2 separate regions of the Homo sapiens genome follow, and region 2 is linked to region 1. The links are chromatin loops, found by intact Hi-C in ENCODE. Cell type or tissue: ovary. All regions are shown on one strand. Links, peaks and the distances in the headings refer to the core of each region. The heading gives the core; the rest is flanking DNA. Region 1 has its middle 87 kb from the start of XYLT1. Region 2 holds the start of LOC105371106 (a long non-coding RNA gene).

Region 1 (12,228 bases), core at 1-8,000:
ACTGTGATGCTGGGTACCTTCCAAACTCACCCAATCTTCCGCTCCCTGCTAGTTGCTACTGACAGAAAAAGACGGTGGACTCAAGTTCTCTGAAAATCCTTTCAAACACAAGGGCAAGAGCAAAAAGGAAAACTTCACATAACCAGAAGAGTCAATGGATCAGAATTTCCCCCAGGCATTCTGGTTCATGCAGATTTGACCACATTTTGGAACAAAACCAGTTCTAAGTGGTCTACTCATCAGTTGCTCACCTGAATGCAACAATTACTATTATTATTTTTTGAGACAGAGTCTCGCTCTGTCACCAGGCTGGAGTGCAGTGGCACAATCTCAGCTCACTGCAACTTCACCTCCTGGGTTCAAGCGATTCTCCTGCCTCAGCCTCCCGAGCAGCTGGGATTATAGGCACACGTCATTAGGCCCAGCTAATTTTTGTATGTTTAGTAGAGACGGGGTTTCACTATGTTGGCCAGGATGGTCTTGATCTCCTGGCCTTGTAATCTGCCCGCCTTGGCCTCCCAAAGCGCTGGGATTATAGGCATGAGCCACCACACCCGGCCATAACAATTATTTTATTCAACCTGCCTTATGAATGTAGGCAAAAAGCATCCAACTCCAGTTTCCCAGGATATCACTCATTATCCCAAAAGATGTGGCAGCAGCCTAGAAAGCAAGTCTGTTTTAAACCATAAAACCTCCCCTTTGTGAGCAGGAGACCTTCCGCACCACGTCTTCACACACACATGGAGCAACAGTACTTTGTGTTGCCTGTTGCGGCTGTAAAGAGGTTTTCATGCACACTGGCCCATTTGATTATCTAAGCAGTCCAGCTGGAAGGTCAGGACCATTCATACCTGAGGCTTTGGAACATCCTGACTTGCCCAAACCTGCTCAGCTTATAACCGCCACCACCACAAATCAGGAATTCAGCCATGTGTGGATAGACAGTCTTATTCAATCTTCCCCAAAACATAAGAAAGTGCTGTGTTCTTTTCCCTTCTAGAGAAAAATAAACTAACCCTTAGGAAACACGCTACCTGACCCATGCTCAGACAGTTAGACAGTACTGGAACTGGGTCTTGAACCCACACTGCCTCCCTCCCCAGGCCATGTTTGTAACCACAAAGCTAACTTGTGCTGGGCTAAGACAGACTTTTAACTCCTTGAATCTTGACTCTTTTTGCCGCATGACCTGGTTTGGTTCAACAATGGCAATTTATCTCTATTTAAAAGCAGATGTTGGGACGGGCATGGTGGCTCACGTCTGTAATCCCAGCACTTTGGGAGGCTGAGGAAGGTGGGTCACCTGAGGTTAGGGGTTTGAGACCAGCCTGACCAACATGGGGAAACCCCGTCTCCACTAAAAATACAAGAATTAGATGGGCGTGGTGGCGGGCACCTGTAATCCCAGCTACTCGGGAGGCTGAGGCAGGAGAATAGCTTGAACTCAGTGGGAGGAGGTTGCAGTGAGCCAAGATCATGCCGGTACACTCCAGCCTGGTTGACAGAACAAAACTCCTTCTCAAAAAAAAAAAGGAATGGATGCTGGCTGGGTACACTGGCTCACACCTGTAATCCCAGCACTTTGGGAGGCCAAGGCGGGCGGATCACTTGAGGTCAGGAGATTGAGACCATCCTGGCTAACAAAGCGAAACCCTGTCTCCACTAAAAATACAAAAAATTACCCAGGCGTGGTGGCACACGCCTGCAGTCCTAGCTACTCAGGAGCTACTGAAGCAGGAGAATCACTCGAACCTGGGAGGCGGAGGTTGCAGTGAGCCAGATGGCCCCACTGCACTCCAGTCTGGGTGACAGACGTAGACTCTGTCAAAAACAGAACAAAACAACAAAAATGATCTTTTAAAGTTACTTACTATCTAGGATACCTGCTAGGCTGTAGGCTCCGTCTGGAAGTGTGTGACAACTTAGGTCCTTGATAAGTATTTGCCAAGAAGGAGAAGGGATGGGTAGATGGGCTGGGCTGTCTGCAAAGTTGAAGCTCACCAGACCCCAGCTTCCTTCCTTCTGGGATGCATGAAACAGAGAAGTGTCAAAATGTCCAGCAAGGTAAATGACTTCCTGCTCCAAAGCATGGAAGGCTCATTTTCACCCCACTTAGCAGTGAATTATGTTACCTGCTGGTGAGGACAACTCCAGGAGGCCCGTAATTAGTTCCCTGATTATTCACAATTGAAGCGATCACGGCTAACTGATGGTGTTCCCACAAAAACCTGTAGGAGAGCCAGGCCATTTGGCAGCAACTGCGTTCCCAACAAGGCAGATCAATTTCCGTTTGATTTGTTTAAAAATAACAGATAAACAATGCGGAGCAGCTCGCAAGGTTTGGGTTCCTCCTTTCCTAAAATTTGAGGAAAGGAGGCCGTTTGAAATTACCAGTTAGGAATAAAACAGGCAGATCACATTCGTGGCTCAATCGGATTCCCCTATAATCAGAGCTAATAACTGTATTTTTCTGCTACTAAACAATTCTGTTATTTTAAAGCTAACTATACCGAGCTGGCTAAATAATACTCAGGGGCTGGCCACAGAGAAGACTCCCTCTGAAATGCAGCGATGATGCCCACTTTTTCCTACTTTGTTCTAATTTTGTCCCCAGCTGATGGGTGACCTGCTGACTCTTGCTGGGAGAGAGGCTGGAGGGATGTCCAGGGAGATTTTTTAAGAAACCTAGAATCTCACACCTTTCCCTGGAATACAAAGGGAACCAACCCATGTTTCCTTGAGGATAATGAATTTTAAAGGCTTCTCGACCTGGATTCACTCATAATCTGAGCTCTTCCTTGACCTCTGCTATTTTCCAAATATCTAAATTCCGTCCCTTTCTCAGCTAAGTCCTTCAATGACTTCCCACTGCCATTAAGATATGCCTAAGCCACTTAGGTGGCTGGCATGGCCCTGTCTGCCGGTCCCTCACCTACTTCTCTGGCCCCAAATTCCTCCATCCACCCGCAACTCCCTTTCCTTCATGTTCCCACTACACTGAATTATGATCTGCATGGAGCAGCATGATAGAGGCTATGGACTCTAGCAGCCAGGGTGCCTGCTTCTAACTCTAGCTCCACCATTCATCAGCTGTGTGACCTGGGGCAAGTCATGTGACCTCTTTGGGCCTCAGTGGCCACATCGATAACATGGGAATCATAGAAGTACTTGCCCTGTAATGTAGCTGTGACCATAGATGCATTAATGACTGCATGGTGCTGAGATGGTGGTTGGTGCAAGCCCGTGTGCCTGGCAGAGATTGGTCGTTTGTACTACTTTTTGTTTGTTTGTTTTGTTTTTTGGAGACGGAGTTTCACTCTTGTCACCCAGGATGGAGTGCAATGGTATGATCTCGGCTCACTGCAACCTCCACCTCCTGAGTTCAAGTGATTCTCCTGCCTCAGCCTCCCAAGTAGCTGGGATTACAGGCACCCACCACCATGGTTGGCTAATTTTTGTTTTTTAGTAGAGACAGGGTTTTGCCATGTTGGCCAGGCTGGTCTCGAACTCCTGACCTCAGGTGATCTGTCCGCCCCAGCCTCCCAAAATGCTGGGATTACAGGCCTGAGCCACTGCCCCCAGCCAGCACTACTCTTCAAAGGTGCTTTTTTTTTTCCTCTTTGCATATGTGGTTTCCGTTGTCAGGATTACTCTTTCTGTCTCTAATTCTTTGCTTTCTTATTTGACTCATCTTTTGGTATTTAGCTTAGACGTGACCTCTGCCTGGAATCCTTCCAGATGCCATAGCCTTCCTCTGGAGCCAAGAGCATCCTCAACTTCCTCCATCATAGACATCTCCCCCTGTGGATTGTAATTACATATTTGTGTGTGTCTTATCGCCACCACCAGGGTTTCTCAGCCTCAGCACTACTGATCTATCGACATTTGGGGCCAGATTATTCTTGGTTGTGGGGGGCCATCCTGTGCACTCTGTGATGTTCAGCACCACCCCTGGCCTCTACGCACTAGATGATGGCAGCAGCCCTCCTCAACCCCTAGTTGTGACTATCAAAAATGTCTCCAGACATGGCCTAGTGTCCCTGGGTATGGGCAGATATGAAATTGCTCCTGGTTGAGACCACTACACTAAACCATAAGCTGAGGGGACAGGAAATGTGTCTGTCTTTCTCATCCCAATTCTCTAAGCACCTAGAATAGCCCCAAGTGATTATTTGGTCTTTAATTAATGTCTGCGGAACAGAAGAATGTGGATTCTGGGGCCAGGAGCGGTGGCTGATGCCTGTAATCCTGCACTTTGGGAGGCTGAGGTGGAAGGATCACCGAAGGTCAGGAGTTCGAGACCAGTCCAGCCAACATGGTGAAACCCCGTCTCTGCTAAAAAAAAATACAAAAAATTAGCCAGGCATGGTGGCACATGCCTGTAATCCCAGTTACTTGGGAGGCTGAGGCAGGAGAATCGCTTGAACCCGGGAGGCGGAGGTTGCGGTGAGCTGAGATAGATAGTGCAATAGCACTCCAGCCTGGACAATGAAGAGCGAAACTCCATCTCAAAAAAAAAAAAAAAAAAAAAAAAAAAAAAAAAAGGAGATTCTACACTGAGCAGCAAAGCAAATCAGGTCAAAGTGAAAAGACCTGAGTTCCCCTCCTGGATGTGCCAGTCCCTGGCTGCATGACTTGGAGAGGCCCAAGTTTGGTTCTTTGAAGTGACTTGAATGAGCATCCTTGTGTGGTCACAGACAGCAGCATCAGCATCACCTGGGAATTTGCTAGAAATGCTCATTCTCTGGATCCCCCAGACCAGTGAATCAGAATTGCAGGGAGGAGCTCTGAAATTTGTGTTTTCACAAGCTCTCTAGGAGTTTCTGATTCATCCTTCCTCAGTTCTCAGATCACCCCTGGCCAATCTTAGAATTCACCTGGAATGCTTTTTAATAAAGGATGCTTAGGAGGCTAGATTTTCCCGGTCCAAGTGCATAAGAAGCTCTGGCATTCAGGCTGGCCATCGGTGTTTTTCACCTGCTTCAGGTGATTCCAATGCACACACAGCCAGGACTGAGATGTTCTCGACGCGCAGAGGCTGTTCTAAATCTCTGTGCTTCCCACGTTAAAGCTTTTGGGAACTGCATTAACTCTTTCAGTCCACCAGAGGGCCATTTACAGTGCTAGGAAAGGGACAGGGTTATCATTTCATGTCCTGGGGCACATGGAGCCATAGACCATAAGTACACAGGTAGAAGTAAGTGTCCAAGACCTTCCTCTCTAGCTGTACCTGGAAAAATACCAGACCGGAATGTGAAGCATCAGAAATGACTCTAAGGCTTGACTCATGCTCTTGCAATAACCCTGGGACAGCCAAGAGGAACAGGCCAACCTCAACCAGGATTCTCTATTTAACCCACTAGTTTTAAAAGCCATGTCCAAGAATCCTCTCTATAAATTCATTTTTGAAGCCCTCCGTGTCCCTGGGTTCATGAAAGCTTTTTTGTTCAGAAGGTGGCTGCAGTTTATTATACAGAGTAGATGCGAAGCCAGACATACCTGTGTTTCTGAGAACCTGTTTCCCTCCTCTGGATCTCAGATTTTATTATTTTAGTTTTTTGAGACAGAGTCTCACTCTGTTGCCCAGGTTGGAGTGCAATGGCATGATCTCGGCTCACTGCAACCTCCACCTCCGGGTTCAAGTGATTCTCGTGCCTCAGCCTCCCGGAGTAGCTGAGATTACATGTGCCTGACACTACACTTGGCTAATTTTTGTATTTTTAGTAGAGATGGGGTTTCACCATGTTGGCCAGACTGGTCTCAAACTCCTGACCTTAGTTGATCCACCCACCTCGGCCTCCCAAAGTGCTGGGATTACAGGCGTGAACCACCGCGCCCAGCCTGGACCTCAGATTTTAAATGAGGGTAATGAAGCTTAGCTGGCTAGGCTGCGATGAGGTTCAACATAGGTGAACAGGTGAAACACCAGCCTCAAACAGTCGCTTAGTAACTCTGTGGTTCTCAAAAGCACCCTGGGATGTGGTTCTCAAAAGCACCCTGAGATGCGGTTCTCAAAAGCACCCCGACACCAGCAGCTTCGTCAGGAAGCTTGCTAGAACTGCACATTTTCAGATGTCTCCTGCCCTACCCCCGCCGCAAGAAAAATACTGAATTGGAAACTTTGGGGGTGGAATAACTTAGCCTCTCTGAGTCTCAATTTTCTCATTTTTGAAACCAGAATAACAGTACCTGCATCTCAGAGACCCACTGTAAGGGTTAAATGAGCTATGTACATCAACTTCTTAGCACAGTGCTGGCATACAGCAAGAGCTCAGTAAATGGTAGCTTTCACTGTTATTGCAATTATTATCATCTTCAAAGCTCCCTGCCCCATGCAAGCCTTAGAAAGAATCTTTCGTCAGAACTCTGCACAAGTATCTCTTATTGAACTTTGCAAAATACCGTATTTTGGCTCTGAATGCTCCCTGTGGACTACAACTTGCAGAGCAGGAGCTCAGTACACCAATATGCCCTGTGAATACCTCAGCCAACATTATAACTCATTCTGAGAGATGCCATCTGTGTTAGTCCGTTTTCACACTGCTATAAAGAACTTCTCTGAGACTGGGTCATTTATAAAGGAAAGAGGTTTAACTGACTCAGTTCTGCATGGTTCGGAGGCCTCAGGAAACTTACAATCATGGCAGAAGAGGAAGCAGGCACTTTCTTCACAAGGCGGCTGGAGAGAGAGGAAGAAGCACAAAGGACTAACTTCCAAACTCTTATAAAACCATCAGATCTCATGAGACCTCACTCACTATTATGAGAACGGCATGTGGGAGATTGCCCCCGTGATCCAGTCACCTCCTTCTCTTGACATGTGGGGATTACCAGTCCCCCTCTTGACTCGTGGGGGTTACAAGTTGAAATGAGATTTGGGTGGGGACAGAGCCAAACCATATCACCATCGCTCGGAGCAATACAACTATTTACTGTAGGGTCGCATTATGGATTGTGATCTATTTAGTTCTACCCCGCTGTCAGAAAGACTGGCTTTCCCTCCACCAACCAGGAACAAGCGAATGGGCTTGGGGCAAGGAAAAGAACAACAAACAAACAGCAAATAGGACCTGAAAAATATTACACTCATGGTCAGAGAAAATGAAAAAGATACTGCAGGAGGGAAACTGAGTCAGCTCTGAGTGGCCTTGCGGCAGTGACAGAGAACTTTCCAGACGAATCCATGGAGGCAGAGGGGTGTCTGATATTTGCATCTGCCAGCTGTCAGAAAGAGCTGGATTTTCAAGGTGGAAGAGAGATAAGTGGAAGGTGGGATTGAAATTTACCTTCATGCAGGTTTCAGTAATCAGGGTGAGAAGTAGAGAATCCTCAGCTGAAGATAGTTACTTTCTGCAAAAGTGGGCTTTCCTTTCTTTCTCTTTTCTTGTAAGGGATTATTTTCCTGCTCAGTCTCCTGAGTCTCCCCCAGTGGCCCCAGCATCTATGACCCACCATTCCCTGAGGGCTTAACTGGTCATTAGCTAAAAAGAAGTTGAATGAAGGTGGGGCTCTCTGCAGTTATTAAGGGTTGAGAATGCAAATGCCATGAGAGGGAAGAATTTATCTGAAACATATGAGCAACAGCAAACAACGGACACTGAGGACTAAGGAATGCATGCCTCAATTAAAAGCATTTACATTGAAACGCAAAATTAAAGCCAATTACATTGATAAAACTAATGAAATATGGTATTAATACATAACACACTTATTGCCTGTGTGACTTAACTGTGTAATAACAATAAGAATGGCAGCATAGGACTAGATTCCAGTTGCTGTGGCCTCAAAAGGGACGGATTTGATCGTACTTGTTCCCACTTCCTGGAAAATAGTGGCTTTTCATGATCTGGCAGCTGAAGCAGCAGCACCATGCTGCTGTAAGTGCTGCTGATGGGGATTTATTCAAATGTGAATTAGACGAAGCTGGTTTGGACAGGCGATGAGTCGGGGAACGCTGGGACATCCTCCCTGTGACAAAGTCCTTTCACAAGCAAAGACTCCCCAGCCCAACAGTGATCCCTGGGTGTTTCAAGAAATCCATTCAGCCTGAAGTCTGAATGCCAGCTCTGCTACTTTTAGCTGCATGATCTTGAACTTGTTCTGAATGGCTCTGACTCAGTTTCCCCATGTGGAACATTGGGAAGATTACACTTACCTCTTGGAATTGCCATGAATCAAAGACATTGTTGACTAAGTGTCCAGCAGTGTACCCGGCACACAGTAGACTTTCAACCAATAGTTCTTATTGATAGTATTATTATCATTTATTACTGCTACTACCACTACATCCCTCCAAAAATTGATCCAGGATGGGTGTGTCAAATGGCAGGGTAAATTATTGTTAAGAATGGAGGAACAGCAGACTACAGAATTTTAGGAGAATGTATTATTCTTAGGAGATGCATGCTGAGTTATCAGGGGTGAAGCATCATGATATATGAAATTTACTTTCAAATGGTTCAGAAGAACATTGTGTGTGTGTGTGTGTGTGTGTGTGTGTGTGTGTGTGTGTGTGTGTAGAGAGAGAGAGAGAGAGAGCTCCTGAGAGAGCAGAAATTGCTGTGTCAACAATTTTGAATCTAAGGCAAAAGATACGCAGATGGTCATTATACTATACTATTCTTTCAGCCTTTGTCTGGAGCCAGGCTTCCTACGTTCAAATCTTCACTCTCTCACTTACTAGCTATATGATAACTTCTGGCAAATTAAAGAAACACTCAGTGCCTCAGTTTCACCATCTTAAGATGAGAATCATTAAAATGCCTAACTCAAAGGGCTTTTGTGAGGACGAAATGAGTTAATGTACTTAGAATCATTTATTGAATTAGGTGCTCAATGTGTGCTAACTCCATAATTAGCTGTTTGTGATTAGATACATGTATAAATAGATGGGTTGATAGAGGTGGATAATAAGATGGGGAGAGGAAGGAGGGAGAAAAAAGTGGAAGGAAAGGAGGGAGGAAGGAAGGAAGGAATGAAGGAAGGAAGTAAGGAGGGAGGGAGGAAGGAAGGAAAGGAGGGAGGAAGGAAGGAAGGAAAGGAGAGACAGCTGGAATATCTCATCACTCATAGTGAGTAATGTTTTATTTGTAGTTTTCAGTAAACTTCAAGTTTCTGCACTTGGCATAAATGAGGTAAACATTATCAATGAGGTAAACGTTATTACAAACATATATGTAAATTATATAATGCCCCTACCCAGGTTCCAGCCTGCAAACCCAGCTAGAAGACGTTGTTCTTTCCACACAGGTGTTCATCACTCCTTGCGGGCATGGGCAGGAGCTTGGAACAGCAGAGTTTTTGAGACCTGGAGTGATCCCCTGGCACCCAGAGTAGAGGTGCCCTTGCTTCCCTTCCGTCTGCTCCTTCTCACCTGCCCTCCAAAGTCAATTTCAGTGCCATCTCACTGTCAGTGGTGCCCTTGTGGATACGGGAGTCCTGTTCGGCCGAGGATGGAGTCTCCCTAATGGTAATGCATGCAGAATAGGACTGGCACCTGGATTGCATTTTAAACACATTCCGCACCATTAGGCCATCCTCATCATTCACAGGACTGACGGCAGAGTTGCGGGGGCCTCCAGGCCCAGCAGCAAGTCCAGCCGGTTCATCCGGTCGGGGCATCCTGCCAAGACCCTTCAGCTGTGAAGCGGCCACTCTAGGCACAGGTGGGGAGACCTGATGAGCAGAAAGCAGCCTGGAGTCTGCCTCCTGGGAATGGGAACAAGGATTAGGGGGCCAAGCCCTGAGGAGCATCCCAGCCACTCTCCTGGGGGCACAGATTCTACCCATTGGAATAATAAGTGCTTTCTTTTTCACGCGCCTCTCTCCAACTTGCTCTAGCACTGCAGCCACTCTAACCTTATTTTCCTTTCTCCAACACACCTGGAACTTTCTTTACATGGGACCTTGACACAGGCAAATCCTTCTCTCCAGAACATTCTTCCTTCTGCTGGTTCCCTTCTTGCTGTCCAACTCACCTCCCCAGGAAGCCCTCCTAGATCTCATAATATCATAATATCAAGAGGTTGTCCCTGCCTCATTGTCTTTTACCTTTTATTTACTTATTTATTTAGAGACAGAGTCTTGCCCTGCTGCCCAGGCTGGAGTGCAGTGGTGCAATCTTGGCTTACTGCAACCTCCGCCTCCCAGGTTCAAGCGATTCTCGTGCCTCAGCCTCACGAGTAGCACCGTGCCCAGCTACTTTTTGTAGTTTTAGTAGAGATAGGTTTTCACCATGTTGGCCAGGCTGGTCTTAAACTCCTGGCCTCAAGTGATCTGCCTGCCTGGGCCTCCCAAAGCGCTGGGATTACAGGCGTGAGCCACTGCACCTGGTCTTTTATCTTGATACTTTCTTTCTTTTCCTCTGTGCCTCAGCTTCCTCCTTTGTAAGTGGGGTAACAATTGTGCGGAATGTGCTCTATTTGGTCAACTTTTCTACCATGTTCTACATTCCTTTGGCTGATCAGTTGGTTCTCATGTCCTCTGTCTGGATTCAGTCAATGAGAGGCAGGCAGAGAGGAGATGGGACTATTGATTGATCCCCTGGGCTTACATGCTTACCTGTTGGGTGGCGCTGAGTTCCTCTTTTCAAGCTTTCTGATGGACAGCTGTGTTCTTGGCTCTATTAGGTTGGTGCAAAGGTAATTGTGGTCTTTGCCATTACTTTATTTTTTTTGAGAAAGAGTTTCACTCTGTCGCCCAGGCTGGAGTGCAGTGGTGTGATCTCAGCTCACTGCAACCTCTGCCTCCTGGGTTCAAGTGATTCTCCTCCCTCTAGAGTAGCTGGGACTACAGGCACCCAGGATGCACTCGGCTAATTTTTGTATTTTTAGTAGAGATGGGGTTTCGCATGTTGGCCAGCCTGGTCTGGAACTCCTGACCTCAGATGATCCACCCGCCTCGGCCTCCCAAAGTGCTGGGATTACAGGCGTGAGCCACCGTGCCTGGCCTTTGGCCATTACTTTTAATGAAAGCGTCCCTCCGGTGTTCCTTCAGCACCAAGGGTGGTAACAGCTCCCTGATGTGGCCAGCGCCTCGGTGCTTCACTGTCCCTTGTTGGTTTCCTTGGGTCCTGCCCACACCTTTGTAAATTGTCCCTTCGCTGCACTAGCCTCAGTAATGGCTCAGACAGTGTCATCTGCTACCTACCAGGACTCTGATCCACATAATAATAGTCCCTATCTCATATGTTGTGAGGATTAAAATGATTTCAGTGCAGGATACACAGTGCTAAGATTATTATTTGCTATTATTCTCCTTCCTCTCACTTATCACACTTTGCACTTAGTTGCAATGCTAATTGCTCACTACTTTTCCCTCTGGTTAATTGACAATTTGCATGAAGAGGGAGTCTCTGTCTGTGCCTGTTCATTCAATCTCGTGATGGTCCAGTGTTAGATGCAAAATAGGTCCTCAGAAAATATCTGATGAGTGAATAAATGAATGAATGAAAGAATGAGGGTTGGTTTTCACTTTCCAAAGCACTTTTATATATCATGTTGAATTGTGTGGTAGCATGCATATTCGATTGGTTTTGTTTGATAAACACAGTAATTTCACAAGCCTTTACCTATTACATTATCCTCTTTGATCCATGAAGAATAGTCACAATTTAATAAATAATTAGACTGAGAAGAATGGAGGGAAAAGTAGAAGGGGGAAATGCTGCCTGAGAACCTATTATGTGCTCAGATTTTCCATTAGCATTTGATGGACATGATTTATTTTGATTTTCACAATGGTTATTATCATAACGACAGAAGCATCATTATTCCCTAGTTTACATATGCAGAACACAGGACAGAGAACAGTTGGAAGACTCACCCGTAGTTACTGTATTAGTCAGGGTTCTCTAATGGGACCGAACTAACAGGATAGATGTATATATAAAGGGGAGTCGATTAAGGAGTATTGACTCACACAATCACCAGGTGCGCTCTCACAATAGGCCATCTGCAAGCTGAGGAGCAAGGAAGCCAGTCCAAGCTCCAAAACAACAAAAGGAGGGAAGCCCACAGTGCAGCCTTCAGTCAGTGGTCAAAGGTCCAAGAGTCCCACAGCTGAAGAACCTGGAATCCGATGTTCCAGGGCAGGAAGCATCCAGAAAGGGAGAAAGATGGAGGCTGGGAGACTCAGCCAGTCTATTCTCTCCATGTTCTTCAACCTGCTTTTATTCTGGCCGCGTTGGCAGCTGATTAGATGGTGCCCTCCCAGATTGAGGGTGGG
Region 2 (16,457 bases), core at 4,322-12,321, 71 kb before region 1:
TCACCTGTTTCTGAGTGTCAGTGAGTGGTACGCTGAACACCCTCCCAGCCCACTAGGAATCCCAGAGTCTCTCCAATAAGCATTTGCAAGTGCAAGGATTCCACGTGGAGGTCAGAGGAGCCAGGACCTTGAACGTCCCTGGAGCCCCACCCACAGCATGCGAGGTCACAGACAGACAGGCATCACCTGTACCTCTTTCCCCAGTGCAAGAGAAAGAAACAGCCTCTGATCAGACCACAGGCATAGGCAGGTGACAAACCCCGCCAGGAGCCCAGCTGTGCTTCTGCTGAAATCCGCAGGCTTCCAGGCTAATCATCTACCCAATGCATCAGCAGAGGGAGCTCTAGGTAGTAAATAACATTCCTCTGACTGCAGAGTTTCCTGTAAAAAAAATCTGGAGACAGCAAAGGAAAGCGAGGTCCTATGTGGAGAGGGCACCTACCATGTGTGCAGAAGAAAATCACACCAATTTGCAAGAGTAGGGTGTTGGGGCAGGAGTGGGAGATGGGAAAGAGAGAAGAAAATCAGAAAGCACCACATTGCTTAAGAGATGATCTGAATTTGTTTTGTCTCAGCACTTTGACCTTCTAAGGACTCACAGCCTCTATGCTACCCTTGCAAGGCTCTGATGTTTGAAAAGGGGACGCAGTCCAAGTCTCAGACTACACTGGCAGACATTTTTTTTCTTTAAATGTTGATTGTGGGCTGGGCGTGGTGGCTCATGCCTTGTAATTTCAGCAGTTTGGGAGGCCGAGGCAGGTGGATCGCTTGAGGCCAGGAGTTTGAGACCAGCCTGGCCAACATGACGAAACCCCATCTCTACTAAAATGACAAAAATTAGCCGGGGATGATGGTGCATGCCTGTAGTCCCAGATACTTGGAAGGTGGTGGTCACAATGAGCCAAGATTGTGCCACTGCACTCCAGCCTGGGCGACAAAGCAAGACTCCATCTTAAAAAAAAAAAAAAAAAAAAAGTTGATTATATGTGTTATGGGTGCCTAATCTAACCCCTGGGGCCATAGGCTTATTTATGACTGTGGCAATGACAAGGATGACAATGATGACGATGACGGCAATAAGAGCGAACATTTATTGAGCACTTACTAGGTGCCAAGCCGTATATTGAGGACTTCAACAAATCATATTCACCAAATATTTGTTGAGAATTGATTCAATACTTAGGACAGTGTTCATGCCAGGGATTCATGGGAATTCATCCACGGATAAGACACAGAAAGTCCCTCCTGTCATCAAGCTTGCATTCTAAGGAGGCAGACAGGTCAAGACAAACAAATATATAAACAAGTAATATCAGAGAGTGATAAGTGCTATGAAAAAAATAAAAAGAGGCTGAGCATGGTGGCTCACGCCTATAATCCCAGCACTTTGGGAGGCTGAGGCGAGGCGGGAGGATTGCTTGAGTCCAGGACTTTGAGACCAGCTTGGGCAACATAGCCAGACCTCTTTTCTACAAAGAAAAATAATTTAAAAATTAGGGTTGGTAGTGCTCACCTGTAGTCCTAGCTACTTGATTCTTTGTGCCCAGAAGTTCAAGACTACAGTGAGCTAGATTGCACCACTGCACTCCAGCCTGGGTGTCAGATAAAGACCCTGTCTCAAAAAAAAAAAAAAAAAAAAAAAAAGAAAGAAAGAAAAAGAAAAGGAAGCTGACTTGCTAGAGTGACTAAAATAGGACAAGGGGAAACAGGCTGGTCAGGGCAGACCTTACCCAGACAATGACACTGGAGTGTTGATAACCTTCTCAAGAAATGTGACTGTTTAACAACTCTTACTCCATTTATGCATCAAGCATCATCTACTGACTGAACAAATAACTGTAGATCCATTTTTCAAATGTGTGATATATAAATGATGCTAAATTCATTGTCATTCTTTGGGCATTTTGGATTTTCTTAAAGTGATTAGTAATAACTATTTGCATGGTCATGATGGGAGCTATGGAATGGGTTAGGAAAAAGTTCACCAAAAAAGAAAAGAGTTAAAAATATCCATCTCACCAAAGAAGAATTGAGAGCAACTAATGTATTAGATCTCAAATATTTTTGGTCCAAATACTTTTTTAATTTCTTAACTTTACCCTCCTCACCCCTCTCAAAGGTTCTGTATGCCACAGATGTTTCTATTTAGCCCCTGTATCTTTAAGTCGGCAGGCTGAGCCCCGTAGTCCCCAAATCACCTCTCCCATCTTGTTTGTAGCTTCTTCTCTGCACCCCAATGTCAACCCATCCTGCACCTATTGCTATTTCTCTCTGTGTCTCTCAAATCTCTTTTACCTGAACCCCTAAGAATTCTATTCCACAAGGGCTAAGTGTACGGTGTTGGGGGCGGGAGTGGGAGATGGGGAGGAGGGAAGAAAATCAGAAAGCACCACATTGCTTAAGAGATGATCTGACTTTGTTTTGTCCCAGCACTTTGACCTTCTGAGGACTCACAGCCTCTGTGCTTCCCTTACAAGGCTCTCCTTGCACCTGCCCTCTAAGAACTCTATTCCACAAGGAAAACAGAAGTTCACTGGAAGCCTGTTTGATATGCCAGAGTCTGTTAGCTGCTTCTCAAATACCCATTCTTCCTTTCCTGTTTGGTCAAGAATTCTGATTTTAGTTGGGGTGACAATGAGCCCAAACCAAAAGCAACGGTTCTTAGCCTTCCTGTAAGTTAGGAGTGATCGGAAAGAAGACAGCAGATACAATTGGTAGAGCTCCCAAGAAATCCTTTGGGGTGGGAGGGAAGATCCTAAATAAGTTGGGATTGAGTTCCCTTTGTGCCTTGCCATTCCCATTGTTTTTTTTCTATTCTTAACTTCAGACAGGGTCTCACTCTGTCACCCCAGCTGGAGTGCAGTGGTGCAATCTCGGCTCACTGCAGCCTCGACCTCCCAAGCCCAAGCAATTCTCCTGCCTCAGCCCCCCAAGTAGCTGGGACACAGGCACCTGATACCACATCTAGTTTTTGTATTTTTAGTAGAGATGGGGGTCTCGCCCTGTTGCTCAGTCTGATCTCTAACTTCTGAGCTCAAGCAATCTGCCCACCTCAACTTCCCAAACTGTTAGGATTACAGGCATGAACCATGGTGCCCAGCCATCATTCCCATTCTTTTGGACTGGAATGTAGAAAGGATAGCTGGAGCTCCAGCAGCCATCTTGTGACCATGAGGACAGAGGCCAGTACTACAGGTGGTGAGCCAGAAAGAAAGAAACAGCTTGGGTTCCTGGTGCTCTGCTGTCTCCGGCCCATCCTTAGACTTTTCTTCACACCCAAGAATGAGCCCCATATTAGTTGGAGCCACTCAGGCTGGGTTTCTGTCTCTATAGCTGGTACGATGACGTGTCTGATAGAATGAAACAGTCTAACTGAAAGAAGCTCAGGGATAGAGGTGGGATTTGGGAAGAGCTGGAACCAGGGACCCAAACACAGAAGTCACCCGCTTTATCTCTTGCTCTGCTTCCTTCTGCCTGCTTGATTAATTCTCCCTCCTGGCAGAACAATGCTGTCCACATGGTAAGAAGCATAACTGCCACAGCTCCTGAGTGCCACACTGTACAGCCTCCATAAAGGGACAGGTTCTCCCTCTAAGGCCATGAGCCGCAAGCGGGTCCTCAATGCTGTCTCATTCGCTGCATTTTGCTGGTCTTGTCACTCTCCCAGGCATGAAGCCACCAGCTCTCTCTCCCCTCCTGCCTCTGACTTTCCTCCTTCCCCACTTGCCTGAGGACCTTGCTTCCCAGGTTGACAAGGGAGGGGGAAGGAAGCTTCCCACCAAGCTCCTGCCATTTAATTTCCCCACTTTTCTACATCGGTGTCGCGGACTGTTTTTGTGAATGAACTTTCTAGGCTCCAGGTCGAGACCCACTCCTCCATCTGCCAAAGAGACCCCACCTTGTCTTACCTATCTGCGGACATCACTCCAACACTTCCATTTTCTCCTTCCTTTATCATCAGTTCTTCCTCCCGAGAGCAGCATTTCCTCTAGCATTTGAATTCCCTGGTATTTCTCTGGTTAAAAACAAAAGTTCTGACCAGGCGTGGTGGCTCATGCCTGTAATCACGCACTTTGGGAGGCTGAGGCGGGCGGATCACCTGAGGTCAGGAATTTGACACCAGCCTGATCAACGTGGTGAAACCCTGTCTCTACTAAAAATACAAAATTAGCTGGGCATGGTGGCACATGCCTGTAATCCCAGCTACTTGGGAGGCTGAGGCAGGAGAACTGCTTGAACCTAGGAGGCGGAGGTTGCGGTGAGCTGAGATTCGGCTGAGCTGAGATTGCACCATTGCACTCCAGCCTGGGCAACAAAAGCGAAACTCCATCTCAAAAACCATAAAATAAAAAATGTTCTCTCCTGGCCCCACAGCCCTCTATAGCTTCGATCTCGTGTTTCTCTTTCTTTTGCAGGAAAACTCCTCAAAAGCATTGTCTAGCTCACCGTATCTCCAATTCTTCCCTTTCCATCTTCTCCTAAGCCCTTCTAACACACACACACACACACACACACACACACACACACACACACACGCTACTCTTAAGCTCATCAGTGACCTCATTACCAGATTCAATAGTTACTTAGCCTAATGCAACAAAGGTCACAGTTGTCCCTTCCTTCCTCCTTATTTATTTCTTTGGCTTCCAGGATGCTGCTCTCTGGGTTCGCTCCTATCTCACAGCTGTTCCTTCTCAGCCTCTTTGGTTAATCCCTTCTCTTCCAGCTGTCCTCTCCCCTTCCTTACCCCAATTTTCTGTGCTGGCTTTTCCCAGGCTTTAATTCCATAGCTTTTCTTCTCCACCATCCAGATGCATGGCTATAAAGAAATCCTCTAATTCACATGTTTATATTTCCAGCCTGTACTCCTCCCCAAACTCCAAGTTCATGCACTCAGTTGCTCACCCAGCATCGCCACTTGGATGTCTAATAGACATCTCTGTCAAGAACTGAAAAAGGGGCTGGGGATTTGACCCTACTTGCAAACTAACAAGGTATTCTGCCATAGCTTCATGAATTCCAGCAGAAGACATGAGACTCCTGGATCAGAGACAAAAGATCCTATTACCCACCTCATAGCAGGCAGCATGAGCTTCATGTTTGCATCAGTTCCCTCCCTGCATCCCCCACCAAGTCTCTGGGGTGGTACAGAGGGGGTCAAGGCAGATGCTCTACACATGACTGAGAAACCTGGAGTTTTGAAAAACTCTGTATTTTATAATGAGCTGCAAGCAAATCTGCTCAACCTTTGCCCCAGAGGGAGACATTATCTTTATTAGCCTGAATAGCAAACAAATCTGCCCTCTGCCCAGAAGGGAGACACTATCTCTGCCTACTAAGGCTGTTCACAATACAAATATGAAGTTTATATGCCTTTTGATGTCTTGAAAAGGTCATCCGGAGGCCAGGCATGGTGGCTCATGCCTGTAATGCCAGCACTTTAGGAGGCCAAGGCAGGCCGATCACTTGAGCCCAGGAGTTCAACATCAGCCTAAGCAACATGGAGAAACCCCATCTCTACAATAAATACAAAAATTAGCTGTGGCCAGACATGGTGGCTCACACCTGTAATCCCAGCACTTTGGGAGGCCGAGGTGGATGGATCACCTGAGGCCAAGAGTTCAAGACCAGCCTGGTCAACATGGCAAAACCCCGTCTCTAGAAAAAAATACAAAAAAAGTAGTCAGGCTTGGTGGCGGATGCCTGTAATCCCAGCTACCTGGGAAGCTGAGGCAGGAGAATCACCTGAACCCAGGAGTTGGAGGTTGTAGTGAGCCGAGATTGCCCCACTGCACTCCAGCCTGGGCAACAGAGAGAGACTCCATCTCAAAAAAAAAAAAAAAAAAAAATTAACTGGAAGTGGTGGCTGTGCCCGTAGTCCTAAATACTCAGGAGGCTGAGGTGAGAGGATGGCTTGAGCCCGGAAGGCGGAGGTTACAGTGAGCCAAGATTGCACCACTGCATTCCAGCCAAGGTGACAGAGTCAGACCCTGTCTCCAAAAAAAAAAAAAAAAAAAAAAGTCATCCAGAATAGAAAGCCACAATGTGCAGAAATATAAACAGCCCATGGAGAATTATTTCCTAACAGTATTAAACTTATCATATCCAAAATGGAATTCTTGAACTTCCTTCCCAGCTCATGCCACCAAAAGCTTTTCCATATCAAGAGCTTTCAGTCATCACAGCTCCTGTCTTTTGCTCGTAATACGCACCCAATTCATCAGCAAATCCTGTTGGCTTCATGTTCAAAATATTTCCCAAATCAGATTACATCTCACTGTCCCCATGGCCATCACTTAGGTCCAAGCCACATTGTCTCTCCCTTGATTCCGCAGTCACCTCCTAATTCACAGCCCTGCCTCCAACCTTGCTCTGTTCTCTCCACAGCAGCCAGAGAAAACCTGATTAAACTTAGCTGCAGTGTTGTCATTCATTAGTTAACAGCAACATCAAGGGGATCCTCATTTCTCTTAGAAATAAAGCCAGTGTTCCTATAAGAGCCTGCATGGCCCCCACCATCCAGCCCCCAGCATCTCTCTCACCTGCACAAGCTATTTTCCTGCCCTTTCCTCACACCCTTCCATCACCCTGGTTTCCTTTCAGTTTCTTAAATACGCCAGGCAGGTGCTCACCTGGCGGCATTGCCCTGGTTTTTCATTATGTCTGGAATGCTGTGCACCCAGATATCTGCCTGTCTCCCTCCCTTACCTTGTCTCCCTGCCTTTTTCAAGCTTCTGAAGAAGGTGTCATCTTCTAGTTACAGTAGTTAGCTAGTCAGACATGAACAGGGCAGGAGAGGGCTCCTCCCCCACCACTAGGAATGTCAGGCAACCATGGTCAGGCAGCTGTTAACTGTCTCTCTAAAATAATAATTGGTTGCAGTCAGCACCAGGGAAAGGCAGTTTCCCAATGAACAGAAATACCTGAAACTGGTGATCAGCAGCTTCCCGATAAGATCTCAAGAGTTGGGCAAGTAGGTTCAAGCATGCACACTAAGAGGCAAAATGGCAGAGTTTAACTGGTATATGACCTCCTGGGGACATCTGACTGGTAAGGGAAGAACGCTTTAACTGAGCATGCGTACAACTCCAGGAAGCACACTCAGCATGCTTCTCTCCAGGCCACTGCTCCAGGTAACATCCTGCCCCAAGGGAAGAATCAGGGGAGAAGGGACGCAAGACCCCAGAAGCATGCCAGTGTATGACCCCAAGTCAAAGGTCAAACAGCGCACTTTATCTCTCAAGTCGCCTGCTTGGTCCTCTTCCAAGTATACCATTTTTTGTTTCATTCCTGCTCTAACGCTTTTTTTTTTTTTTTTTTGAGTTGGAGTCTCGCTCTGTTGTCGCCCAGGCTGGAGTGCAGTGGCTTGATCTTGGCTCACTGCAACCTTCCCTTCCTGGGTTCTAAGTGATTCTCCTGCTTCAGCCTCCCAAGTAGCTAGAATTACAGGCATGCACCACCACACTCAGCTAATTTTGTATTTTTAGTAGAGACGGGGTTTCACCATGTTGGCCAGGCTGGTCTCAAACTCCTGACCTCAGGTGATCCACCTGCTTTGGCCTCCCAAAGTGCGGGGATTACAGGCGTGAGACACCACGCCCAGCCATTCCTGCTCTAACACCTTTTTTTTTTTTTTTTTTTTGGAGACTGAGTCTCTCTGTCACCAGGTTGGAGTGCAGTGGCATGATCTCAGCTCACTGCAACCTCTGCCTCCCAGGTTCAAGCGATTCTCCTGTCTCAGCCTCCCGAGTAGCTAAAATTACAGGCACCCGCCACTACGCCCAGCTAATATTTTGTATTTTTAGTAGAGATGGCGTTTCACCATGTTGGCCAGGCTGGTCTCAAACTCCTGACCTCATGATTTGCCCGCCTCAGCCTCCCAAAGTGCTATGATTACAGGCATGAGCCACCGTACCCGGCCTCTAACACTTTTTAATAAACTTTCACTGCTGCTCTGAAACTTGCCTCAGTCTCTCCTTCTGCCTTATGCCCCTCAGTTGAATCCTTTCTTCCGTGGAGGCAAGAATTGAGGTTGCTGCAGACCCGTATGAATTCATCGCCAGTAACATTCTCATTTAAGCCTTTCCCAACTATCGCAGTGGAATCACAGTGCCTCAGCCAGCACCCCCAATTGCCTTGACTTTGTTTTATTGGTCTCCGAGCACTGACCACCTTGTTCACTTATTCTATTTATTGTTGTCTGTCTGTCTGACCCCATTAGATTATAAAGCCCATGAGGGCAAGGTTTTGTCTGCTTTGCTTACTGCTTAGTGCTTGGCACATGGTAAGAGCTTGATTAATGTTTGTTGATGAATTGAAGTTGAAGTCAGAGTCCAAAGACATTGCAGAAAACAGCATTGATTATCCTGCCTCACCTGGGGCGCAATGACTGGAGTTACAGGAAAGGGGTCACATAAGAAGACAGAGAAGGATCCGGTGTGGTGGCTCACGCCTGTAATCCCAGCACAACAGGAGGCTGAGGTGGAAGTATGGCTTGAGCCCAGGGGTTCAAGACCAGCCTGGGCAACATAGAAAGACCCTGTCTCTACAAAAAATTTTTATTTTTTTATTTTTTTAAAAACTTTAAGTCCTGGGATACATGTGCTGAACATGCAGGTTTGTTACATAGGTATACATGTGCCATGGTGGTTTGATGTACCTATCAACGCAGCATCTAGGTTTCAAGCCCCGCATGCATTATGTATTTGTCCTAATGCTCTGCCTCCCCTTTCCCTCCACCCCCCGATAAGCCCGGGTGTGTGATGTTCCCCTCCCTGTGTCCATGTGTTCTCGTTGTTCAACTCCCACTTATGAGTGATAACATGTGGTGCTTGGTTTTCTGTTCCTACATTAGTTTGCTGAGGATGATGGTTTCCAACTTCATTCATGTCCCTGCAAAGAACGTGAACTCATTCTAGCTGGGTGTGGTGGCTGTGCACCTGCAATCCTGCTACTCCAGGAGGCTAAAGTGGGAGGACTGCTTGAGCCTGGGAGGTCGAGGCTGCAGTGAGACATGATCATGCCACTGAACTCCAGCCTGGGCAACAGAGGGTCTCTAAAACAAAAAACAAAAAACAAAACAAAACAAAAAAAGCAAAAAAGAGGAAGAAGAAGAAATGAGAACCTATGTTAACCATGTAATGAAAAAGCCACTGGCAAGAAGGGGAGACACCAACTGTGCTGTTGATGTCGGAGGCAGGGCAACAGTGGGGGAACAAGACCCTGGACCCAAACCACTTGGGTTTGAATCTCCCATGTACTTCTTACTAACTCTGGTGTGTTGGAGAGATTGTTTCATTTTCTCCTTTCTTTTTCATCTGCAAAACTGGGGGAACACGGTACTCTCCTCCTGCGATTGTCAGGGGGCTTAAATATATGAATTAATGTTAAAAAGCACTCGAAGTAGCACTCAGCACATAGTAACATCAAATACAAGATCTGAAAACTGTTAGAAAAACAATGAGAACTTGATAAAAGAAATACATATATATTTGAAGAAATCAATATGCTTCTTTTCCATAGCAGGTAGATAAATAGAAAGAAAAATCAGTAAGGACATAGAGAAATTGCACACTGCAACCTACAAACTCAATTTAATAGATACATAGAGAAACACTTACCTTAACAGAAAGTAAATATTATCTTCTAATATCCACGGAATCTGTCATATACCTAAACATAAAGTAAACCTCAACAAATAAAATAAAAAAGATTTTTCTCAAGCCAGATTCTCCCTAATCATAATCCAATATTATAAATATTTTATTTTATTTGTTTTAATAACTTAAAAAGTGAGAAACACCACCCTAGATAATGGAATTTAATCTTTTTTAGAAGAGCAATAAATAAGAGAATATCACAAAATCAACAGAATACAACAAAAGCTATAGTCAGAGGAAAATTAATAGACTGCAAAACCTTCATTATAAAGAATGACTAATAAGACAATGAAGAAATGTATGAGCCCAGAGGTTACAATAAGAAAATAAAAGAAATTCTCCATAAAAAATAATAATGACAGAAACTGAATGTAATGAAATGGAAAGCACAAACAACAGCAGAAAGTAAAAAATCAACTCAAAAACTCATTTTTTGAAACACCAGATTAAACCCCTGGCAAGTCTGATTTAGAAAAAAAATAAATAAATAAAAATAAAAGTATAGCTATGTAAAAAAGAAAACTTAGCCAAAATCACAGAAGTAAAGGAAAATTGAAGAGAATATCACGTGCAATTCTATGCCAATACATTTGATAACCTGGATTAAGTGGCTAATTTCTTGGGAAAAAAATAAACATTAAAAATGGCCCAAGACAAGGCAGAAAACTTGGAGAAACCGATGACCAGAAAGAGATGGAAAATTTACCAGATCAGAGAGGTTCAAAGCTGAGTTGTATATAACCTTATGTGTAATAAAAAGGATTGCTCCAATGTTACTTATTCCAAGTTGTACACAGTTGTTCTCAGACTTGACTGCATGGTGGAGTCACCCAGTGAGATTTTTAAAACTAATGATGTCCAAATCCCACCCCAAGAAATATCTATTCAACTGGTGTGGGCTGTGCCAGCTATCAGCATCTTGAAACAGTTCTCCAGGTGATACAAATGTGCAAGCCAAATGTTAAATCAAGTGTAGCCTAAAGCTGTCTTCTTATGTATTCAAGTTTGGCCTAAAGGTTTTTCTGTATCTGCTGAACTATAGCAAGTGGAGGTGTAAACAGACCATAGCCTCCGCTTGTGACAATCACTGAGTTTTGGCCAATCAAATGTAGCCAACTGTTTGAACCATGTTCAAATAAGGCAAACACGAGCTGTAACCAATCCAGCTGTTTCTGTACCTCACTTCCATCTTCTGTACATCACTTGTCTTTTTCTGTCCACAAACCTTCTTCCATCCCCTGGCTGTGCTGGAGTCTCTGAGCCTACCCTGGCTGGGAAGGCTGCCCAATTCACCAGTCGTTCATGGATCAATTAAACTCCTTTAAATTTAATTTGCCTGAAGTTTTTCCTTTATCACAAGGTTGCTAGCCCCTGCCATAGAAAGGAATGCAGAGCTTTTCAATTAAAAAACAAAAACAAAAAACAAAACAAAAAAACCCCTCAGTTCTGGTAAAGATAGCACCAGGAAAGAAAACTATAAGTTAACTTTACTTATGAAAAAAAATGAATCTTTTGAATAAACTACCAGCATCAAAGGAATAATGTGTTATGACCAAGCAGTTTATTCCAGGAATTTAAGTCTGGGTTGAATCAGGTAAGGTATCAACATAATCCACCAGTTCCATTACTCTGTTAAAGATGAAGCTGAGAAACCATTTGATTACACTTGGGAGTCATTCTTAAGAAATCACCAAGTAAACCATTAATAGAAGGAAATTAAGTATAATGCAGGCTAACGAACAAAAAATTACTCAAAATGGCAAAAATTAAATCTTAATGCATTTAAAAGTTCTTGTAAATGCATTAAGATAAGAAAACAAAATAATCTGTAAGTATTGCAAAAGAAAAACTAAAACTCTCTTTTTGCTGTTGGTTTGCTTGTATACTATATTAGAGTTCTACATAGATACCAAACCAATAGGATATAAATATAGATAGATATGGATACAGATATATGAGATGGGGCTTTATTAGCGGCATTAGCTCCGATGATAATGGAGGCTAAGTCTCAGGACAGGCTGTCTGTAGGCCGGAAAGCCTAGGATGCCAGTAGCCTGGCTCCATTCAAGTCCAAAGCCTCAGTGTCAGAAAAGCCAGTGGTGTAACTCAGTCCAAGGTCAAAGGCCTGAAATGAAAGGGGCATTGAGTAAGTCATGAAGTCCCAAGGCCAGACACCCTGGAGTTCTGATGTTGAAGGGCAGGAGGAAAGTGGCCCACCTCCATGAGAGAGAGAGAGGAGAGGAGGTATATTAGTCTGTTCTCATGCTGCTAATAATGACATACCTGAGACTGAGTAATTTATAAAGGAAAGAAAGGAAAGGGGTTTAATGGATTCACAGTTCCACATGGCCGGGGAGGCCTCACTATCATGGTGAAGGCAAGGAAGGGCAAATCACGTCTTACACAGCAGCAGGCAAGAAAGAGCTTGTGCAGGGGAACTCCAATTTATAAAAGCATCATATTTCATGGACTTATTCACTACCATGAGAACAGTATGGGGGACACCACCCCCATGATTCAATTATCTCCACCTGGCCCCACCCTTGACACATCTGGATTATTACAATTCTAGGTGAGATTTGGTTGGGGACACAGCCAAACCATATCAGAAGGAGAGGAGGAGAGTGTTACCTTCTCCAGGAGAGACTGTCCGTTTCTCCAATAAAAGGAGAGGAAATTCTTTCCTTTCTCATATTTTGTTCCACCTGTGCTCCCCACTGATTGGATGGTGCCTGCACACTTGGAGGGTAGATCCTCCCCAATGAATCTACTGACTCACATGCCAGCCTCCTCTGGAAGCACCTTCATAGACATTCCAAAAGCAATGCTTTATCAGTTCTCTAGGCCTTCCTTAATCCATTCAAGGGTAACCTAAAATTTATCATGACATATACTAAAGAAACCTAATAGACTCTAGTAAAAAACAAACGAACAAACAAAAACCCTACTACAATCAATAAGAATTTGTAAAGGAACTGGAAACAGTAGAATTATACAAATATTAATAACCTTTCTCTATACCAGCAGTAAGAACCTTGAAATAGATATGGCAGGAAATTAGATGGAAAAATATTCTAGTTACAATAGCATGAACTATAAAATAACTTGGGACCACTTAAGAAAAAAGACTTGGGAATTATAGGAAAACTATTTGTAAAGTAATGCCCAAAAATCTCATTGAATTTCATAAAACACGATCCACACAAACGAAAATAAATGCTAAGTCTTGCATGGGCAAGTTGATATAAAATATAAATCTTACAAAAATCAATAAAATTAACTTCAAGTTCCAATATCAATAAAATATCAACAGCTTGCTTTTAATGGTGGGTGGAGGGGAAAAGGGAGATTGGATTAAACGAATGGAGGAAGGAATACACTTGAATGACCAAATGGAAATAAATACAAACATACACTCATATATGTATACAAGGCAGACATATACTTGCCTTAACATATATCAGAATATACCATAAAGTCAACTATAAACAAATAAATATGCTGCTAGTTTAGAAATAAATAGATCAATATAACAGAACTCAAAGACAATATTTGAATCTGGTAGGGAAATATGGTTTATTTGAAGTATGTTGCTAGCCCAACTGATTTTCCACTGGAAGAAAATAATGTCGGACTCCTATAATATACCATATATTAAAAAAACAAATCCAGGCTGGGCATGGTGGCTCACGTCTGTAATCCCAGCACTTTGGGAGGCTGAGGTGGGTGGATCGCCTGAGGTCAGGAGTTCCAGACCATCCTGGACACCATGATGAAACCCCGTCTCTACTAAAAACACGACAAAATTAGCTGGGCATGGTGGTACATGCCTGTAATCCCAGCTACTTGGGAAGCTGAGGCAAGAGAATTGCTTGAACCCAGGAGGTGGAGGTTGCGGTGAGCTGAGATTGCACCACTGCACTCCAGCATGGGCAATAGAGTGAGACTCGGTCTCAAAAAAAAAAAAAAATTTAAAAACATTAAAAAAAATTTGTGTTAATCTAGATGGAGTAAAATCTTAATGTAAATAAAACAACAATGGGGTTTTTTATTTTAAAAAATAAAAATATTTGGTTTAATCAACAAATGAATAAAGAAAATGTGGCATAGACATAGACACACACACACACACACACACACACACACACACACACACACACACTCCCCAGGGAATACTACTCTGTGATAAAAAGGAACAAAATAAAGGCATTTGCAGCAATCTGGATGGAATTGGAGACCATTATTCTAAGTGAAGTAACTCAAGAATAGAAAACCGAACGTTATATGCTCTCACTCTTAAGTGGGAGCTAAGCTCTGAGGACGCAAAGGCATAAGAATGATACATTGGATTTTGGGGACTCCAGGGAAATGGTGGGGGCAGAGTGAGGGATAAAAGACTACACTTTGGGGCCAGGCACATTGGCTCATGCCTGTAATCCCAGCACTTTGGAAGGCTGACACGGGCGGATCACCTGAGGTCAGGAGTTCAAGACAAGCCTGGCCAACATGGTGAAACCCTGTCTCTACTAAAAATACAAAAATTAGCTGGGCATGGTGGCATGTGCTTGTAATCCCAGCTACTCGGGAGGCTGAGGCAGGACAATTTCTTGAACCCAGAAGGCAGAGGTTGCAGTGAGCTGAGATCACACCATTGCACTCCAGCCTGCATGACAAGAGCGAGACTTTGTCTCAAAAAAAAAAAAAAAAAAAAAAAAAGAAAAAGAAAAAGACTACACATTGGGTACAGGGTACTCTGCTCAGGTGATGGGTGCAACAAAATCTCAGAAATCACCACTAGAGAACTTATTCATGTAATTGAAAAAAAACAATGAAGAATTCAGAGGTGATAGAAAACAAAAAGCAGCACTTTTGGAATATACTATGAAAGGAGGTAGTGGAGGTTATGAGAGGCGTCAGAAAGAAGACAATTTTGAACAACGTGAGCCCTATCAACTGAGGAAGCATGAGAAAGATGTGTAGCATAGTGGACCTGTGCTAAGATGTATAGCATAGTGTAGTGTAGCACAGTGGAGACTGGACTACCATTCAGCAAAGTAAAGGAATGAAGTACTGATTCACACCACTATGTGGCAAGTCTTTAAAACATCATTATGCTCAGGAGAGAAGCCAGACACAAAAGGACCACATGCTGTATGATTTTATTTATATGAAATGTCCGGAAAAGGCAAACCTATTGAGGCAGAAAGTAGATTAATGGTTGCCATGGGTACGTTGTTTGTTTTGGGGGTGATGGAAATGACCTAAATAAAATTAGGTTGTGGTAATGGTTGCATAACTCTATAAATACACTAAAGCAGGTGAGTTTTATGGTATGTAAATTATATCTCAATAAAGCCATGAAAATATTAATGCCACTACAGTTACATTTATTAACTATGCAAAGCATAGGATGTCCTATTCCACCAAGAGTATCAAGTACAGATTTTGTGTGTTTGTGTGTGAATGGGTACATACCATTTCAAATAGGTCAATTGTCAAAAATTGAAATGCGAGATCAGTAAACTGCCATCACCTAAAACTTCAAAGGGGCATGTGACTAGCTTAGCAAAGGTACACATGGCGATGAAACATGCCAGCTCTGGGGGCAGACCACGCTGGGTTCAAATCTCAGTTCCAAAACTTACTCCTTGTGTGGCACATGGCCTCAGTTTCCCTATCTGTAAAATGGAGAGAGGGTTGTTGTGAGAATGAAGTGAAGTGATGTGTGTCAATAACAGATAATCCTTAGAACAGAGTAGGACCTCAACAAAACTGATGGTGGTAGTGGTGGTGGTAGTGATTAGGATTAGAGTAGAGAAAGGATCAGAGGAGTCTTATGAGATGTATTTATTTGTATTCATTATTACCTTTTATTTATATGGATATATTTGCATATATGGACATTTTACTTTAAAATTCACAGTATTATCCATGGTAAGTTGTCATGTAAAAGTTCCAAAATTGTTAGAGAGACAGAAAATTGCTGGCTATTGCCAAAGTCATTTATATACTGGGAGGAAAATAGGTGCTATCTTTAAACTTTCTCATCAGTATACCTAGGATGCGGCGGGGGAAGAGGACTCCATTCCATTTGTGGTGTTGGAATCGCACCGCCCCCCACCCACAACGGTTCCTTTTACAGGCAGTGGAAACAGCTCTGAAAAGCTTGCTTTGGGAGGGACACCCAGCATGCTGAGATGTCACAGTGGTGCTCAAGGAAGCTATCATTCATACTGCTATAATCTAACACAGTGATGGGGTTCTGGGTCAGATAAGACACTGCTAATTTTTTAGGCCAAAGAAAGAGATGTATTTTTCTGTAGGCTGTTATGTGTTTGTTTAAAAATCATGTCATTCCAGCCTGGGCAACCTAACAAGACCCAGTCTCTCCAAAAAAAAAAAAAAAAATAGCTGAGCTAACAAGTACATCTGTTGCCCCATCTGTTCAGGAGGCTGAGGCAGGAGGATTGCTAGAGCCTAGGAGGTTGAGGCTGTAGTGAGCCATGATTGCACCACTGTACTCCAGCCTGGGCAACAGAAAGAAACCCTGTCTCAATCAATCAATCAATAAAACATAGAAAGAACTGTTTGGGGGTACTGGAAATGATATATAACCTTGGTTTGGGTGGTGGTACACTGGTGTATACATGTGTAAAAATCAGCTGAGCTCTATACTTAAGTTGCATATACTTTATATATTTTATATTTCAGAAACAGAGAAAGATCAGAATCTAATTCAAGGAAACATTCCTGTACACACAAAAATAGTCATCATATCTTATATGCAAAGATAGTCAT

The links. A loop is a pair of places that touch in the nucleus more often than their neighbours do. Peaks named below come from ENCODE experiments on the same cell type or tissue, not always from the same donor. Only the 100,000 strongest peaks of a DNase experiment are listed, where the experiment ranks them.
Region 2: it touches region 1 in a loop (2.1-fold over the local background); 2 of 110 quality-filtered maps call a loop at or near these places.

What each region holds. Positions count from the first base shown.
Region 1 is chr16:17,551,660-17,563,887 of GRCh38, forward strand. No RefSeq gene overlaps it. Among named protein-coding and RNA genes, the nearest start is that of XYLT1, 87 kb to the left of the region's middle. In ovary, for the core only: no CTCF peak of the experiment used is centred there; no DNase peak of the experiment used is centred there.
Region 2 is chr16:17,476,604-17,493,060 of GRCh38, forward strand. LOC105371106 (a long non-coding RNA gene) reads right to left here and starts at 7,086. Exons shown (of 3, transcript XR_933144.3): 1 at 6,924-7,086; 2 at 3,909-4,015. In ovary, for the core only: no CTCF peak of the experiment used is centred there; no DNase peak of the experiment used is centred there.